2 separate regions of the Homo sapiens genome follow, and region 2 is linked to region 1. Evidence: read pairs that join two places in POLR2A ChIA-PET (ENCODE). Cell type or tissue: PC-3. All regions are shown on one strand. Each heading gives the region's core, and the rest is flanking DNA. Links, peaks and the distances in the headings are about the cores only. Region 1 overlaps NAALADL2 (N-acetylated alpha-linked acidic dipeptidase like 2). Region 2 overlaps NAALADL2 (N-acetylated alpha-linked acidic dipeptidase like 2).

Region 1 (10,081 bases), core at 3,805-6,304:
ATCAGTGAAGGGAACATAGTAATTACCAAATGTATTTTATAACTTATTCTATCATAAAATAAAACTGTTAATGTCTACTATAGTAATGCCATTCTTTTTTGCTATTTAACAGATTAAAAGTAATGTCTTCTTTGTAGTTTGTGTTTATTTTTAATAGCTGTTATCAACTGGGTAATGCCTAAGTAGTCTTCTTGTATAAGTTGGATCGTCATTGATTAATGGTTTATAAGTAGGGTTATATTGTAGGATGTTATCGACAGTAATACCAAAACTTTGAGAAGAAAATTTGGCACAATAATGTAATAAAGAGATCATAATATAATAAAGAGATCTAGTTTTCTGTAAGAAAAATAGCAACATTCCGTTGTGTTTCTGAGATCATAGATCTAGTTATTTGCCCTTGTCCCTAATAGGCCATCCCATGGTAAATCAACCTAATACAAACTTGTTTTATAGTATGAACATCAAAATATTGTGAATAAAAAGTTAGACAACTTTTGATTGTTTCCTTCTGCTATGGTCCATGAAAAATTAGGACTATGATACTTATACTAATGGTGCTTATACTATTATTTATACTTTTTTATGTATGTGGGTACATAATTCCTAGGGAAGATTAAAGAGAACTGGCACACCAAAAATATTATACAGAAGTGAAACAAGGATCTGGTAGTGGTGGGGAAATATAATATGGATATTTAACAATTGCTACATTATGTAGAATTCTAATGTATTGTCTAGGAGCAGTGGCTCATGCCAGTAATCCCAGCACTTTGGGATGTCGAGGCAGGTGAGTCACCTGAGGTCAGGAGTTCGAGACCAGCCTGGCCAACATGGTGAAACCCTGTCTCTATTAAAAATACAAAAAATTAGCTGGGCTTGGTGGCAGGCACCTGTAATCCCGGCTACTCAGGAGGCTGAGGCAGGAGAATTGCTTGAACCCAGGAGGCAGAGGATGCAGTGAGCTGAGATCATGCCACTGCACTCCAGTCTGGGCGACAGAGTGAGACTCTGTCTCAAAAAAAAGAAAAAAAAATTCTAATGTATCTAAATATGTTCCCAATAGAAGGTACCCAGAGAAGCCATGAAACTTTATTATAAAATAGAAAAATTACACATTCATAAGTAGTAAATAACTTCTAACATTGATATGCATACCTATCTCTTATATTTTCATATTTCTTATTTTCTCTTATATTTTTATTCTTTGAGAACCTGTATGTCTTAGTAACAGGAAGTATACAACTTACCTCTTAAAGATCTACCTCTGACATTTTTCTTGCTGAATTGCTCAAAACCTTAAAGGTTTACATGTTTCAAATGGTGTCTAGCCTTTCCAGCCAAATGGAGGGAGAGATAAAAGCCTGCTCCTCCCAGTCTCCAGCTGCTGTTGCTTTTCTGTACTATGTCATGTCAGTGTTGAAGATGGGACTGCCCATCTAACAAATGATGTTCTGTGATGCAGTGAGGCCTACCTTACCCACAAGCAGTTAAGGTCAGCTTGATTCCATGAAAGGACACTGCACTGTCTCAGTTGGAGGTTGCCCTGTGCATGGTCTTAAAGGATGCAGCTCTTCATATACAGTTTTTTAGTTCACATATGAAACCTTGTCCATGGGTCCCTTTCTGCTGTAGGGACACTGGGCCAGCACTGATCTAACTTTTCCCACATTATAAACCCCAAATTACTATTATGAATACATTTTAGGGTTCAAGTAAATTTAAGTTTTAAACAGTTTAAACAGAATTTTATGCTATATTGATAGAAGAGATCACCACTCATTATGTGATATCGAAAAAGTAAAGTAAGGAAGAGCTATGTTAGTCTGGCCCAGTCTGACTGAGCAAGGCAAACTCCTGGTGTCATTTAGTTTATTGGCATGTAGATTACTGAAATAGGGGTGGGTTGACTTAGGCCTTGGAAGCTTTTTCACTAGAGTGAGTATACTGCTGATTGCCTGTCTTTCAAAGAGTGAGACTGTCATTGATTGGTTGGCTTTCAGAGGTCGTTCACTGAAGGGAGCTTTTATTAACTGATTAAAATTTTAAAACCAGTTGTGAAACTGTAAAGCAATTAGACTTTTTCTAAACATATGGGGATTTAAAAAATTCTCATCTTTTTCCCCAAAATGGAACTTTTCACTTGATTTATAGGAACTCTTTTGAGGGGATTTACCCAGAGTTTACTCAAAGTGACTCCTTCTTTGAAGTGGTGGCCAGTGTAACTTAATTTTCTAAATGATAATTTCTAGGTGATTTCAACATGCATATACCTATTTTTCATATCTGAGGCTGCCTTTAATGATTTCAAAGAGATTTTCTGGTACCTTTATCACTAGAAAAAAATTCCATGAAAACCATATATCATTTCTGTTGCATTATCCTACTGGACTATGAAGATTGAGCCGATTAATTATAAGCATAATAATATGGAAAATTATCTGTCTACCCAAAAAAGGTAAATCTTAATTCTTATAGAGACAACACACTGTTTAAGTTAAGAGCATAGATTTTAAAGAACAGATTATCTGTCACCTACTTGATAGGTAACCTTGAGAAATTTATTTAATCTCTCTTTCCTTATCTGTAAAATAGAAGTAAAATATTACCTTTTTTATTGGGTTGTTACTAGGATTACATAAATTATTATCTGAAAAACATTTAGGACATCCTAGTACATAGTGCTATGTAAGAACACTGTGTGTATACTTGCTTGTTTTCATTATTAATAATATCACAGGTTTTTAAAGCCATTTTACTTCTGGATAGTTGAGAAGATAGGAAAAAAGCTTTTCAACTTGTCATCGTGTTTGCTATATTTTTCTTACTTCTGAGGAATTAATGATGGATGTCTTTAGCACTTAAACTGTGAAGAATTAAGAATATAGATAAATTAAACAAAATATAGCAGAGGGAGCAAAATCTCAAATGTCTATTTACTTCTGATGAAAGCCACTGTTTGAAAGGATTTGTAGCAAATCACAGTAATGTCTTTACTCCATACCCCTGTTATTTTAAAAAATAAAGGAATTTCAAAATGGACAAGAGCAAGCTTTAGTTAAATACAAAGGGAGAAAATGTCAGAAAGAAGAGTTGAAGGTGTGTGAAAAAGTGAAAAGGATTCCCTCAGATTTTGTTCTCATGGGGATATTACAAATTGACTACATTCGTATGACCTTGAGGGTTTTAAAAACCCATCTCAGTCAGTGGTCCTCCACTCTAGCTGTGTGTAACAAACCCCTGGAGAGATGACAAAGCATAGGATGCCTGAGTCCCACCTCAGGTCTCTGGGGCGGTGGGGCCTGGGTATCAGCAGTTACCATGAGAGTTTCAGAGGTCTCCAGAAGAATATAAAGTGCAACTGGGGCTGAGAATCACTGAAATATTCCAGGTATTCCTTGCTAGTGAGTACCTGTTTTGTGTAACAGCTGTAGCAGTTGCCCCTTTGACACATTCTTCTTCACCAGGTGTAACTTGTTTGCCTAAAAGTTGGCACCGGTCCTGTCAGAATCAAAGTGACAAAAACCAACCTGGCTAGCAAACCAAAGCTACAGAGCCTTCACCACAGCAAAACTAGTTCAGGAAGCTTCTGGTAATAAGGAATGGGAGAATAAGATTAATGGCAATCTTTATGTTGGGAATTAATTCATGGTACTTTAAGTGGATAGTGAGGTTTTCTTGTCTTTTTTTTCTTATTAATGATCTTTTTCTATTTGCTTTATGCTATGTCTTGAATACAGCTATGTATGTGTGATTATTAGCCATCCTGTTTTAATAAATAGTTTATATTTCTGTAGATATTTATGACTATTACATTTAGAATATGTAGCCAGTGTTCCCCAATAACTGGGCATTGGAATCATCTCAGAGGCTTTTAAAAGAGACAGATCTTTGGGCCTCATCCAAAGCGACTGAATCAGAACTTTGGAGGTGTAAGACAAGCATTGTGATGTTTTTTAAACAAAACTCCCCACGTAACGGTAATGTCCATCCAAGTTTGAGAACCACTTGTACAAGAGATGCAGATAAAGCACTGAGAAAAAAACAAATGAGATGTTAAGAGGAAGAGGAAAAGTAAACAAGTGCTTATTAAAATTTAGCAAACATTTTGAGGAAACAGTAGAATATATTCTTACAGAAGAAGTTTAATGTCTCTTTGAAGGTGTTTATTTCCAAAGTGGTAGGTAAAATTCAGATCTGTCAAAATTTAAGGAGGTGGAGTAAATGACCCTTTGAGTTAGTGTTAGACTAAGGATTCTTATTTTCAAATTTAAATGGTTGTGAGGGAGGAACAAATACTTATTCTTCCATATTTGAAGCTATCCCAGAACCTGAGTAAAATACTGAAGAGAATCATGGATTTAAAATGAGACCAGAATGCTTTTGATGCATGTTAGATTTCATGTTCTTTATTCTCAGACAAATCTTTAGATAAATAGCTCTACTACCTCAGTGTAGATAGTATTATTAATGTTTCGCATGAGTGAAGTTCATTATTCAAAGATGAAATATGTGATTAGTGTATATTGAATTCCTTATGTGATCAATGATTGATTATGCTTATTATTTCCTACATTGCTTTTTTATTTGAACACTATGTTGAAATAATACTCGTCACAGCTTTGAAAGGTATAAAAAGGAGATATTCTGCAATTTGGTATAGTAAACTAATGTATCCTATATTTTTGTTATTTTAAAGTGACATTTAATGATGAAATACTGATTAAATATTATTCTTTATTAAATTACTAAATTTGTGGTAGAAAAAGTAGTAGATTGTCTATCCTTCAAAAATGCTGACCCTCAGAGGACTTCTGGAACTAGCTCATCTAGCAATAACAACTTAGAACTTCTCATGGGATTGTGGGTATCACATACATAGGTTTATACAGCTGACCTACAGAAAAGTGGGGAAGAGGTACCTCTAGACCTATTGTGTTCAAGTTAAAAAATAGATGTTTAAAATTAGCTAACCTCTTGTATCTCACCTACCTGGGTTCAGTATAAAAGAGCTAATCAAGTCAGGTCGAACATATTGTCTTAACTCCATGATGAAGTTTCTTTACATAACAAAGCCACTGCCACCGAGTCACATTCAGCCTCTGTCTCTATTTCTTTCTCTTTGTTTTTAAAATAGAAAGGAAAGAAATCCTAGCTTTCAAATCACCTGTCTTCTTTCAGTCTTTTAGAAAGTTTGGAAAATTTTTAGTATGTACTTAGTTAAAAAAAAGTCATTAAAATAATTTTTTAAGCTAAAGTTATAAAATTGAACATACTTATATTAACCTTGGAACTGTCTACCTCCAGTTGCGCCTGTGTATTCTATCATGAGGATAGGAAAAGATTTTCTAAATCTAAATAAAATACAGCATGAACTGCAGAAGGCAGCATTTTGTAGTTGTAAAAGCTGGAATTTTAAATTAAATATGAGTTCAAATCTTGCTTAAGTATTTTTTCTATTTTACATATCTTTCAATTCTCAAAACATCAGTTTTATCATTTGTAAAATGTAAAGAATAATACCAGTCAGAGTTGCTGTGATTAACAGATACAGTATTTGTAAATAACCTGACACACAATAAGCATTAAGTAATAAATGGGCATTATTCATGATTTTGTTGTGTATATCTGTAAAATTTACAATTAAACAACTCTGAATTAGCCTTCTTATTAGGAAAGGCTCTAAGCTTGATCTGGACATCTATTCTTCCATCCACATTTGAACAGTAATGTCATAGGATCAGCCTGCTGTCACTTACCATCTATATAGCCACAAAACCTAGCTGAAAATGAAGAGAAACAAGAAATCATGCCATTAACTGGGATTTCCCAGTTGATTGTCATCTCTCCATGTTTAACTAGAAAGTTATCTCGTAGAACAGTGTCTATCCTTTCAGACAGATGTAATTCAATGCATTTCCAGATGGTGATTAACAGTTTCCTAAATAACTCACAGGACTGAAGTTGATCAACATACAGAATTCATTTCCTACCTGGTCATGAATGGACTATTCATTTAATTTATCAAAATCTAATTTTCCTGAAAAAATAAAATTAAAAGTTCATTCTAATACTCCATGCACCAAAACCAAAGGAGTTCTAGAAAAGACTTATATAACTTTTTAAGATTTTTATTAAAGAACTTTGTAGACGAAACATATTCTTCCCTTACCTAAATCTCTTATTTTTTGAGGAGTTTTCTTTAGACATGGAACCAGAATCTAGGTAGAATCATTTATTTCTTCAATCACCAAACATTTGTTTTGTGCCTATTATGTGTAAGGTACACTCAGAGTCTAGCTAAATCATATTCAATATTCCATATCACAGTGCTTTAGGCACATTTCAGTAGGGTTACGGATTTTTTGCCCTCATTTGGCGATCAGAGAGACCATTTCTATTTCAAAATAAGACAATTTTCACCCCAAGTAGAAAAAGCAAGGACACTGTGGTTTATAATATGCCATTTAGCACGAATGTTACACTATTTTGAATTGGTAGCTCAACAAGTAAAGCCATCATCAGGAACCCAAAACTTGATGATACAGTGCATTTTTCAGGTAAAGAGATGCATTGGACCTGTTTGAAAATTGGGGAATAGAACTTTTGGATTCCATCTTTACTTCAAAATATTTTCTCTGAATGTAGTTTTGTAATCAGGACATATCAGAAGAAAAATAAGTGAAGTAAAAAATAGGGATGATATATTTGGCTTTATAAAGTATTTTGATAATTTTCAGAAAGCAAATCACACTATTTTAAATATTTTTGTCTTCTGAGCTCCAATGTTTAAAATATAAATGTAAATAGCAATTTTTTTGCAGTGAAGATTTTTCTGCCAAGAAAAAGGAGCAAAGAGAATTTCTAATTGAAAATTAGAAAAAATAGGAGAAATAGAGTTCTTGAAATTGTCAGAAAATATGAATAAAGTTAAATGTTTGAAAGTATCCTAATTTGATAATGAATATATTGGAATGATCCAATTCTGAAAAATTATATGCTTATTGAAAACAGATTATAAAAAGAAAATTTACTAAACTTTCACTTTTAGCCATTTTCTATTTTTGAATATATGTTAATCAGAATGAACATGTGATAAAGTCATTAGTGAATTTTTACATGATTTTTTAAGTTTTAGAAATCAAATTAAGAGATAAAGGAAAAAGCATATTAATTTAAGAATTCAATTTGGATTCCAACAAAAGCATATAAATTCAGATCGATTCTTTTAGCTTAATAAAGATGGATGACTAAATTATTTTAGATGAATGTGTTCTCAATTTTATTTTCAGACAGGCAATTAGCTACAAGTGCAATGAAAAAATCAGCCAATCATATCTGCAAGATTCTCACAAAAGTGTAAACAAGAAATCTTAAAGGAAAGTCTTGGGTTTGATTGATATCAAAACTACAAGGACCAACTTAACCAGAATTAAGTATATTTGCAGCAAAAAGCAGCTGATTTGAGTAGTGTGTGTGTCTGAGCCTATAAAGATACTCCAAACAGGAATTGAAACTTTATTAGAATTGTAGTCAAGTTTGAGAAAGAAGGGTTAAGAGTTTTGTTTTGCATACACACATATCATAATATACATATTTGAATTTAGCCTTCATGAGATTTTTGACAGGAAGTGAAATAATTTTGTAATCTCTCAATATTTTCATAATTTTTAGTGTCCAATTTATGCAGTGCATCTGGGATAACACCAATGATTTTTCAAAATCTTTTATAGGTAGTTCAAAGCTGTTGCATAAAGGAATATTTTTGATTTCTTGAAACTACATGGGACTATTTGAAATAATGAATTAGTGTAGTACCTAAGTAGTTTTGTGGCAGTTTTGTTAAGATTATTGAAGTAATAAAAGATGTAGCAAATGATTTCCTTCCTTCCCTCCCTCCCTGCCTCCCTCCCATCCTTCCTTCCTTCCTTCCTCTCTCTCTCTTTTCTTTTTCTTTTTCTTTTCTTTCTCAGAGTCTTGCTCTGTTGCCCAGGCTGGGGTGCAGTGGCAGGATCTCAACTCACTGCAGCCTCTGCCTCCCAGCTTCAAGCAATTCTCCTGCGTCAGCCTTCCTAGTAGCTGGGATTACAGGCGTGTGCTACCACTCGTGACTTTTTTTTTTTTACTTTTAGTAGAGATGGGGTTTCACCGTGCTGGCCAGGCTGGCCTCGAACTCCGAACCTCAAATAATCCACCCACCTCAGCCTCCCAAATTGCTGAGATTACAATTGTGAGTCACTTTGTCAGGCCGCAAGTGATTTTCTTGAAATTAAAGTGATATTCACTTGCACATAGGTCACCAGTACAGTGGTAGTTTTGATTATATAATAAATTGTTCCCAATATTAGCTACCAATTTTGAATTGATCTTTTGTTTAAATTTGTTTTACAAGGGGCTAAATATAGCAATTGTTTACAAAAGGCTTATAAGTAAAATTTTAAAAATATATATTATATGTGTATCTTTTCTTTCTTTTTTTTTTTTTTTTTTTTTTTTTTTTGAGTTAGAGGTTTGCTCTTGTTGCCCAGGCTGGAGTGCTCCGCAACCTCCACCTCCCAGTTTCAAGCAATTCTCCTGCCTCAGCCTCCTAAGTAACTGGGATTACAGGCATGCACCTCCACATCCAGCTAATTTTGTATTTTTAATAGAGACGGGGTTTCTCCATACTGGTCAGGCTGGTCTTGAGCTCCCAACCTCAGGTGATCCGCCCGCCTCGGCCTCCCAAAGTGCTGGGATTACAGGCGTGAGCCACTGTGCCTAGCATGTCTTTTCTTATAAAAATATAAGCAATACTTAATTGCTTATCTGTAAGAAATAATGATTAATCCAAAATATTTGTAACAAAGATAAATAATTATAATCTGGAATAGTCTCTAAGAGTTTCAAAGTTAAAAAAACTTTCACCATTTCGGGAGATATCAAATTTTTTGAAAAAGAATTTATGCCAACTTGGAAGTTATCTTTTTTCTTATATTTTTTCAGGAGTAATTCATGAAATTAATATTTATTTCCAAGGATTAGCTCTGTATCAGTATATTTGTATTTGTATATTTAAGAAAATGATTATAATAAAACAAAATGTATCTTGGAATTCCTATTTCGGTGGGATAGTCATTAAGTGAATTTAGTCAAATATGTGCAAAAATTTTACAAAAAAGTACATATGGAAGCATAGAACTTCAATTACACCGCAACCACCAAAAGATAACCGTAAATGATTATCTATAATCATTTCATTGTAATGAGTTTGGTTGTGTCTGTTCTTCATGGCTTTTACAGTAATGATTTAGGCATCATAGATCTGATGAGAGTCCAGGTTCTTGTCTGCAAGCAACAGAAGCCAACTTTTGCTAACTTAAGCAAAACAGCAACAACAAACATTTACTGGACAGATAATAAGTAGCTCACAAAGTCAATGTGAAGACTGCAAAACAGAAAAAAAAAAGATTGAAAGATGGGTGTGGAGGAAATAAAAACTAGGATAAGGGTTAAGAAATGGCCACACGAACTATTTTCTTAGGATATCACTACTGACTATGCCAGGAATGCTGTAAAGCTATGCCATAGATAATTATCGAAATAGCTCCATGTTGTTGCACCATTGTCTCAAGACTAAAATTCCCAGAATGGAGCAGGGTAGGAGTCAGGGCAGAGGATCCAGGTACTTATACATCTTCAACTTCAGTAGTAGATATAGAGTCTGTTTTCCACGAACTGTAAATCAGAAACCAACCCCCCCGCCCGTCCCACCCTAAGAATGATGCTAAGATGTTAGACAATAACAAATGTGCATCATATAGCAATTACTTTTTTTGGTTTGCCCAAACTTCTATAGCAAGTAAAGTGCACTGGTTTTATATTCTTCTTATAGTCTAATTATACATTATATTGCCCTATCATAAGGAAAGAGACAATTAATGACTTGGCGGTCTGTGTCTGTCAATCAATTATTGCAGTCATTCTGATGGTGTCTGTATACATGCTGGTAATAACTAACAACTGAAGCAGTTTACAACATCTTTCTCATAACCTGAACTTCTAATAACATTTTAACAATTTTTTTACACAGTCATATCTGGGT
Region 2 (10,081 bases), core at 4,129-6,628, 100 kb after region 1:
ACTGTTTTCTTTTTTAATCAGCCTCTCTGTGGATATATGCTATAATTTGAAATAGCAGATTTACATTATAATATAATCATTGGAAAGCATAACAACTATTGTTTTAATAATAAATAGATATTACAGAGAGTAAAGCTAAAATCAATCGTCTTGGCCCATAGGAATATATGAATCTGCAGTTCAGTGCTTTTTAAGGAGAAGGAAAGGATTCACTACAAGAGAAGGTTTTTATTGAAATCTCCAGAAAGGCATGAGATTTTTTCTTTTTTGCATTAACACAGAGGACTTATAAAAATGGGTAACATTGAGGTCAAATGTAACTCTAGGTGAGTAGTGGGAAATGTGACAGAAATGATAATTTGGGGCCATGTTCTAAAGTCCTGGGTTGCTAGACTGCCACATGTGGTTGAACAGGTTGTATTCTGCACGACTCAAGGATTTGTCATTCACAGCTGGCTATTGCACAATGTTGAATGGAGCATCATGAGCAGCTGTTCAGGATGACCATGCAAGTGAGGACATTGCACTTAATTTGGATAGCAATAGAAAACCTTTGAATTTTCTTTCAAGCCTGAGCATTATATAATTGCTGTTGAACCTTAAGGAAATTAATCTTTCAATGTTTTGTAAAATGGCTCATATTCCAGAAACATGAATGTAGAATATCCCAAATGTCTGTTAGAAGAATGAACTGTGTTTGTAATTTTTTAGAAGAGAGAGAGAGCAAAGCAAAAATGACTCACACATTTTCTCTAGTGCCCAGAAGAATTGCTGTACCTTGATAGAAATAGAAAGGTCATGTTTATGGTAATTGGGACAGGGTAAGAGATAGAATTAATTCTATATTGAACATTTCAAATTATGATGAATAATTTTGTTATACTAAATGGACAATTGGCTATACTTCTTCCTCTGAGGCTTTATTTTTCTTTGTTTTTTCTCCTCTTTCAGGCTGAAGTCATCGATGTGAGTTATGGAATGGCAGATGATTTAAAAAGGATTAGGAAAATAAAAAACGTAACAAATCAGATCGCACTCCTGAAATTAGGAAAATTGCCACTGCTTTATAAGGTTGGTCCAGTGAATGTTATTCAGTGGTTTGGTCAATATTTTGCCTTGTTTTGTTGGAATTATATGCTTTTGTGAGTGTGGAGTGTGTGTGTGCATATAGGTGTGTGAGAGAGAGAAGGGGAGAGGAAGAAAGAGAGGCAGAGAGTGTCACAGAAAGATGGCTTTTCCACATTAGAACATTTTAATTTAAGATATTTAAGAACAATATATTTATGCCCTTATTTCTTTAGAGAGAAAATACCTTAAGTCAGGTAACACTGAGTTTGTGGGACCTTAATAAAATTGGCATACTCTTCATAATGGTACCTATCTGGAATAGTAAAAAATGAGAACCACCCTGTGTTCATCTTATGACATATGTGAAACTTCTAATCTATTATCAAATGGACTAATTATCATGTTCTCTATGTTAGACAAGTATCTAGATGATTTACACCCTTTAGTGATTATTTTGTCAACTATACAACTACAGTTACTAACTGTGATCAGGATTTTAATTAAAATATAATTGCTAAGAGTAGCAGAATTTTGATTTATTTTATTTGAATGGAAGTTTATTAACACTCATCCACAGATACACTTATGTAATTAAGTTTCTGATGATGAACCAGCACAATAGACAGCCACTACTGCTCATTCTTGCTTCATTTCCTTTTTCTATTTAAAAAAAAAAAAAAAAAAAATTAGTGTAGTTATGTCAGCAAAACTCTCTGCTTCTGAAGATATATTGGATTTCTCCTCATTCAACCTTAAATGAGCTTTGCTAACTCCCAGGTCCAAAAACATTTCCAGGAATCTCTTGGCACACTCTATTAGGAAACTAGAGAACATCCTATGTCTGTTTTTTTTTTATTATCTTCCAATAATACTCTTATCCTTAAATCAGTGTTTAATAGTAGATTAGATGGGCCAGAATTTTAAGATACTCTTGAAAACAGAATATACAGTGATACTAAATTTTTGCTGGATAATTTTTAATATGTATTAAAAGCCTTAAAATAATCATATTTTAACCCAGAATTTCCTGTTCAATCAATGTATTCTAAGGTTGGGGTCAGGGTGGGGGGGCACACAGAGGTGATAAACATAGTAATGCCCGATGATGTGACAAAATATTAGAAATGATATATACATCCAATTTAGTATTTGAAAATCATGCTGCCTTTATACTGATTTTCTGAATATGCTATAACAATTTGATGTAAAGGAGAATATTTAATGACATGTAAAAATCCTCATAAATCAAAAAAAAGATCAAGAGAACATTTATAATAATTACAATACTAGTGATTTTATTATTGCCTATGAAGGTAACATTATTAATGACATGTGCTAGATAATTTTCTAAGCCTTTAAAAAATGTATTATATTAATCTTCAAAATAATCATATTGTTGAGGTAGGGACTATTATTATCTTCAGATTATAAATGGAGTAAGACACAAAAAGAAAAAGTGACTGGCTCAAAGACAAAGAGCTAGTTAAATGAAACGATGGGGCCAGGCGCGGTGTCTCACACCTGTAATCCCAGCACTTCTGGAGGCCGAGGTGGGCAGAGCACGAGGTCAGGAGATTGAGACCATCTTGGCCAACATGGTGAAACCCTGTCTCTACTAAAAATACAAAAAATTAGCCAGGCGTGGTGGCGGGCGCCTGTAGTCCCAGCTACTTGGGAGGCTGAGGCAAGAGAATCGCTTGAACCCGGGAGGCAGAACTTGCAATGAGCCGAGATCACGCCACTGCACTCCAGCCTGGGCAACAGAGGGCGAGACTCCGTCCCTCCGCCCCCACCACCAAAAAAAAAAAAAAAAAAAGAAAGAAACAATCAGGCTTTCAACCCAGGCAGTCTCATTTCAGATCCCGTCTTGAATGTGTATGTATACTTGCCTGTGTGGGGTGGAGTGGTGGGAGCTAGAATACATCAATAGATAGAGAGATAATTAAGAGGCTAAATTAGAATTTTTAGCTAGGATTCCATGATAAAGAAACGTGAACATTTCAAAGTTAGCTACCAAGCATCAATATTTTAAAGGAAATAATGTAAAATAGGTTAGACTATTAAACCTATCACTCATATCTGAGATAGAAAAGGTTTGGAGATTGTGGGGAGAGGATTTTATGAAGAGGAATTTTGGAGAGATTTATGATAAGTTCAGCTGCATGCCTGGTGACTGGGGCTTCAATGGAACCACATGGAGGGCTTAATGTATGTCCCCTGCAATGTGGGGGACGTGATAGAATGGTGTCTGATTTATCTGAGAAGCCTAAAGGTAAGAGATGGGTTTACTAAGCATTTAATAAATAAATACAAAAATAAATTATCTGTGTTGACATTGGCCTGCATCCCATGAGTAGGCAGCAGAAAAATAAATATGCATGCGTTTCCCATGGGTCAGTCATAAGCACATGTGACAGAGAGCCAGTGTGGTCTGCCTTCACGCCTGTACTGAAATTGCCACTTGTAATGGTGACTCATTAGGCAGTGACCAGCCAGATTAAAGCGGCATTTGTCTACATCAAGTAAATTGCAGTAGGTACTGCTTCAGTTAATTCACAAATGCCCAGGAGATCCAAAGGCAGCTTTAAACATCTGTGAGCCCCAGAACGTGTGGAGCTTCCATAGGACAAGCACAGTAACATAAGAAAAATCCTACCCACTGAACCTCTAATTTCTAAGCCTTCTCCAACAACAGATAGGTAAGAGTATAGTTAATACATTGGGAAGGAAATAACAGACCACACCCCTTTCCCCAAAAGCAGACCTGAGCTGGTGGAGGGGCAAGAAGATACGATTTTAAATCAAGAGTAGAATTTTGATCATGATGAGACTAGGAAACCTAATTACTTATTTAAGACTCTGCTAACTCAAATCAATTATAGGACTTTTATTATTAACAATAGTCAGAGGAATAGTGGGACAGTCCAACTTTTTATGTAGGTGTTTCAGGAAAAATGAACCTCTAGGGATACTTTTAAAAGAGTAATGGGAAAGAAAGTTCTATTGCTTTTGGTACATTACATGAATTTTCCTTGTTCAACCTACCAGTGACAAAAATGTGTGTGGTAGGGGCCAATTATATAACTGGTTAGATAGAATTATGGATAATTTCTACTTTTCCGTTATATTTTGCATTTCTAAATGTTCTATAATTGTTGTGTATTTATTTTGTATACAGAAACAAGCTTTTGAAAATTCAGGTTAAAATACAGCAATTATAATTTTTTCTAACCTGGCCGGTCATGGTGGCTCACACCTGTAATGCCAGCACCTTTGGATCACGTAAGCCCAGGAGTTCAAGACCAGCCTGGCCAATATGGCAAAACCCTGTCTCTACCAAAAATTCAAAAATTAGCTGGGTGTGGTGGTGCGCACCTATAATGCCAGCTACTTGGGAGACTGAGGCACGAGCATCGCTTGAACCCGGGAGGTGGAGGTTGTAGTGAGCCAGGATTTCACCACTGCACTCCAGCCTGGGTGACAGAATGAAACTCCATTAAAAAAAAAAATTCTAACTGTGCTCAGAGGTCAAATACTGAAAATCTTCACCAGTATATGATGGATTAAAACAAAGCAAGTTTCTTTGTATTTGCTACAGATAATATTTACATTATAAAACCCTTTGACTATATTTACAAAGTAGTGAGTTAGTGGTTTATCTGGAATAGGGCACAGCTATAAAGATCCTGATATCATTTTCCCTGATAATTTTCCTTCTAGGCCTATTAAATAAATTTAAAAAAAATTTCTGTGTAGAATGCCCCTTGAGACAGAGCCTTGCCACAAACTTGGCATTGTCTTCTAGAAAGAGGAGATAGGAGGTCCTCTCTGCAACCCTGTAATTTCCATTCTAGTCATCTCTTCTGTTTTCTGTGGATTGTCCCAGAGATTTGGGGGAACTCATTGCTGCTGTATCTTTCAATATACATTCCATTGGTAAGAAAAAGGAAGCATGTATTAAACATAGTTATGCAGCATGATTACGGCCCAATTTGCTTCAACTGTCCATCAAATATATTCTGGAGCTAAAATTCAGAAATGAGGTAAAATGTAATTCAGCTGGGTTGAAAAAGGCAGAAAACCAACAGACTTCTTTATGAATCAACAGTTAGTCATGATTCTAAATGAACATTTTGTCTGGGAACATGCAGCTGAATGAGTAAAGAGAAGTTCATTTTATTTTGGCTGTGCAGTAGTTACTAAATCAGCGTTTAAAAATGAATTTGGGAGGGAATCTCTACATCCGAGCTAGGGAGGGCAAAGGGGAAGCATAATTATGATATTAAATTATTAGATTATCTCTTGAAATGAGGAGAAAAATAATCTGCAGTCATGAAGGAGGAGATCTCATTGGTTTGATCATAAATACTAAGAATGTATGTAATTTAATCTCTAGGAAGAGATTGATGAGAAAATCCCAACATTGCAGGGTAGGAACTATGAACTGCAAATGGCTTTCTGATATGTGCTGTGAAATCCACATCTTGCTGCAGAAAAAGCATCGACCAAGTTCCCCAGTTATAGTTGTGCTAGTTTCCTCAAGCTGAAGACTTAGAGGAAAGGCTTTAGGTTCATTTTAGCTACGTATTTATAACAGTTTATTTTTTGGGAGAGTGCTTTAAATATTTAAACTTTTAGACAAACATTAATTCGTCACAATGTACTCACATTTCTCTCAGTGACAACCTGACACATAGTAAAACAGATACCGAGACCCTCACAAAATCCCAAACTGCAGAATAGCACTCTAGTATGGAAATTAATTTTATAAAATTCAATGAAAGCATTTGACTTTCTACTTAGGGTCATTTCTACCAGAAGCAATAATAACAAAAAGTTACTGTGTACTACAAGACAACTAGAAATCAAGGAAATCCCTCTGAAACATGGAGGTTGGGCTGTTGTCTAAATCCACAGTACATATCAACCCCCTTTCCTGTAGAAGCCAATTTTGTGTGCAGTGAAATTACAGATGAATATATATCTTGATTAATTATCCATTTGTGCATAATTAAATTACACAAAAAATCCAAAAACTCTATTGCTTTTTTTTATAAATGCAGTAATATGCATCACTACCTAGTACTTTCTGTAATATACTAAGATATTAGTCAATATTAGCTAGTTTTTTCATTATTCTTATATACTTTTTTATCCTTATAATGACAATTTTAAAGGGCCAGACATCCAAATGATTTTGTAGTTTCCTACAAATGAAACATTTTTGTGTATTCATCAGATAAGATTTATATTTTAATATAAATAGAAACTAGTATAAGCAAATGGCTTTTAGATATGTGACTTGACATCTACATATTGTTGTCCCTTATTGGGCCAGTGTATAACTTCAGCACTGCTTAAGTCCATAAAGCATGCTTAGACAGACAAGCCTTTGGAAAGAGCCTGGAGGAAAATGAGAGATAGGAAATGAGAATTGGTATTTGTTTGTACTTTCAAGTAAATTGCTTCTTGCAAATTACGGAGGAGTAGCATTATTTAAAGAAAAGCAGACTTGACACTCTGAATTTCAAACACAACTGAATCCAGAAAATAATTACATTTAAAATATTGAGTTAGAGGTTTAGTGAGAAAATATTTATATATATTGGTGATTTACAATCAATAGTTAATGAATGGACAATGGGAAGATCAATAAGAAATCCTCTAGTTTTGGCAGCTAAAGTTAATGCTGAGAAATATTACATTTTGATAACTTATTTTACATGAAGCATTTGCATACCTGTGATATTTGCTGAACTAAAAGTTTCATTTATTCTAGTTTCCTTTTTGTTTCCCTTAAGAACATTTGTTCAATCCAAATGATAAATGCAGTCAAAAGAATATTGTTTTATTTATTCTAATTATTAGAAACCAACATTTGCTCTACTTTTCTTGCGGTAGAAGTTGGTGGAACTCTATTTTTTGTTTCCCAAAAATAAAATCTGTAGATGCATTTAATTAGTTAGCCTTAAAGATATAGGGTGCCTAATGCAATGGGCACAAAAAAGGAAATCAATATTTAACAGATAAAATATTCATGTTGTGTGAGTGTGTGTGTGTGTGTGTGTGTGTGTGTGTGTGTATGAGCTGTATGTATGAGCACTGATATGGCCTAATGTAATGAGGCAGTGGGGCCAAAAAGATAGGAAAGAAGAGAAAGACACCTTTCCTATTGAAGCTTTTGATACATCATAATTTTCCCTGGTATGAATGAACTGAAGAAATCTCTTTAAGTGACATTCTATGAATATTTTACATGAAAACAAATCTTTAATTCAGTGTCACAAATGATGTTTTTACATATGATCTGTATAGGAAGGCAAACTTGCCTCTTTTTTTATTAAGACAACTTTTGAAGACATTTTATGAACAAAAATGAAAAGCAAACACTATCTTGGTACTTTAAAATAACATGCTTGTTCACTGAATAATTTAATAAGGCACTTCTTACCTAATTCTCAGAAGTAATTGCAAAAAAAAAAAAAACAAAAAACAATGTCTCCATCTTTTATGATTCTAAGACTCCAGAGCTGCTCCATTTGTCATGGACAACATGGTCAGCACTAGAATACAAAATTGGAAAGTAATAGTTTAATGTTTTGAAAGCTAAATCTGCTGCTGTTTTCAAATCAGACTACTTTCTGTTTTCCAATGATGGAAGTAAATTATTTTTAAATGATTTAAACCAAATATTACTATATCTACAAAGGGTATTTTTTGTTGAGATACAACTTCAAACATGGGTTATAATATAAAGACTTAAGACTGTGTCATTATTCTGCAATTTAGCAATCAAACTTTAAAAAAGTAAATTTAGAGCAAGAATAACTGAAAGTTTCAACTTCTATTCCTGTTTTTAAAGTATTTTCCATGGCTTAAAACCAAATAAAAGTGTGTCTACGAATCTTCAAAGTCTGTCAAGAATTGAATGCATAATTTAGAAGTCATGCATGTGTTTTGCCTACATGAAAATATAATTTAATTGTACTTTTGAACCATTTGAAAATTACGACATCATAGCAAATGGCATCATGTATCAGAAGGTTGATTTTCGCATATTTCTTATTGTAATATAGTTAGCATTCATAATCCCCATGTATGTATACAAAGTTAACAATATTAAATAAAGGTGCTGAGCATCTTGTTTTTCCTAATTAAATGTTATAAATTAAACAAAGTAAAATAGCAAGGAAGAGAGAGAGAAAACAGTGATGGAGAGATGAAGAAAAGAAGGGAGGAAGGGAAAGAAACAGCAGCTAATCCCTTCTATACAGTTCGCCCCCTAAAAGTACCCATGTTTCAGAAATATTTATATATATATTATATAGTACTCTAAAATTTAAAACAGTAAGCTCTAGCTATATTTTGGTCTAAACTGTTGGGCAATTACTTGGGCTTATCAATATAGATATCTGCTGTGGTGCTTTGTGGTAATACTGACCTCTTCTTTCACATTTCAGCTTTTCCCTCTTCCTCTGTATCTCGTTTAAAATGTCCATTTTTCCTCCTGTTGATAAGCTTCACAGCCCTTCCAATCTTCTGTACTGCTATCTGCTCAACTTGTAACTCATTTTAAATAGTGAAACACAGCATTGCAGGATGCAAGAATGGGAGAAACAAGCTCAATTTCAAGCTCTTCTACTTCATAGTTATGTGATCATAGAATTATTACTGAACCCCACTAAAGTCACACAAGTTTTTTCTTATTTTTTATTTTTTGGTTTTCAAAATCTCTACATTGATGACAAAAATACTCTCAATTCATAAGGTTGTGTGAAGATTAAATCTGAAAATGCATGCATGATAAATTCTTAATAAATATTAACTTTTATATATGAAGCCCTTAATATCTGTATGAGGTTCTAAAGAGAAAGGGCATGAATTTAATGATGGAGAAGTGTGACAGCTCACTCAAACATGCAAACCTAAACTGAAGATAATAATATACTTAATAAATCCATTACAGACAAAGTATTAGTCTCTCAAGACTGCACCTTTGTGTTATTCAGCACTAAGGATTGTGTTGGTGCTTTGTAGCGTAATTTGATCTTTGAGTTAAACAGAAAAAAAACTGAAGTCTTCAAATTGTTTTTGTGGAATAAAACAGATATAAATAAATGAATAAATTAATGTTAAAAATAAATATAACTTGACTTTAAATTATGGAGAAATATAAATAATGTCATAAGATGGTACATGCTTTAGATTTTTACATCCTTCAGTGTTTATTTTTATGCATATACTTTTTATTAAGGTGATGAAATTATATAATATTAGAAAAACAATATTTTTAAAAATTAGAAGTATATTACATTTATAGAATAGTTTTATTCTAATACACATTTTAATTTATTTTCCAAAGTTGAGATATCAAGTATGGTTCCCAAAAACCATATCACAAAATTGTGAATATCGTGTAATAGCCTACATCATAAAGTTGTGAAAAATAATTGAAATAATATAATACATGTAAGTACTCAACACAATGCCTGGCACATACTAAACATTCATCGAAAGTCAGCTGACATTTAATTTAATCATATGGAAAGATTTTATCAAGAACTATATTTTCTCCTTGGATTATATTTTCCTAGTGGTTACTATTCTATGGACTCAAAATGTAAGTTTTGTCATTTGCTAAATGGTAGAACCCCTGCTCTGTTTGTTTTAAGTTGAAACTCAGGACTTCAAGGCTTAGATTTATTTCCGGAATGGTTATGACATTGAAATTCTAGTTCATTGTTTTCTTATGTATTTCAGTTTACAATATCCTAAAACTGACTTTGTGATTTAGCATAGTTACTTTCATTTCTGCATTGATATTTCATAGGTAAGATGGTGCTTAAGAAACAAACAAATAAATAAACCCTTAATTCTATACCAATAGAGTTTTAAAAGAATTAACTTGAGGTCTAATTATTAGTCACTATATATATGGCTCTAAGTTCTCGCTCATTTTCTCTTTTTGTCTGACTGTCTCTTGATAAATATTGCTTAATTATTATTACTATCT

The links. Peaks named below come from ENCODE experiments on the same cell type or tissue, not always from the same donor. Only the 100,000 strongest peaks of a DNase experiment are listed, where the experiment ranks them.
Region 2: POLR2A ChIA-PET joins it to region 1 with 6 read pairs; 2 of 35 experiments call an interaction of 5 or more read pairs at or near these places.

Annotation. Positions count from the first base shown.
Region 1 is chr3:175,151,889-175,161,969 of GRCh38, forward strand. The region is part of intron 2 of NAALADL2 (N-acetylated alpha-linked acidic dipeptidase like 2); the gene reads left to right. Among named protein-coding and RNA genes, the nearest start is that of NAALADL2-AS3, 42 kb to the left of the region's middle. In PC-3, for the core only: no CTCF peak of the experiment used is centred there; no DNase peak of the experiment used is centred there.
Region 2 is chr3:175,255,460-175,265,540 of GRCh38, forward strand. It overlaps NAALADL2 (N-acetylated alpha-linked acidic dipeptidase like 2), which reads left to right. Exons shown (of 14, transcript NM_207015.3): 4 at 952-1,071. The region is part of intron 1 of NAALADL2-AS2 (NAALADL2 antisense RNA 2); the gene reads right to left. Among named protein-coding and RNA genes, the nearest start is that of NAALADL2-AS2, 11 kb to the right of the region's middle. In PC-3, for the core only: no CTCF peak of the experiment used is centred there; no DNase peak of the experiment used is centred there; H3K4me3 peaks cover 320 bases; H3K27ac peaks cover 1,869 bases.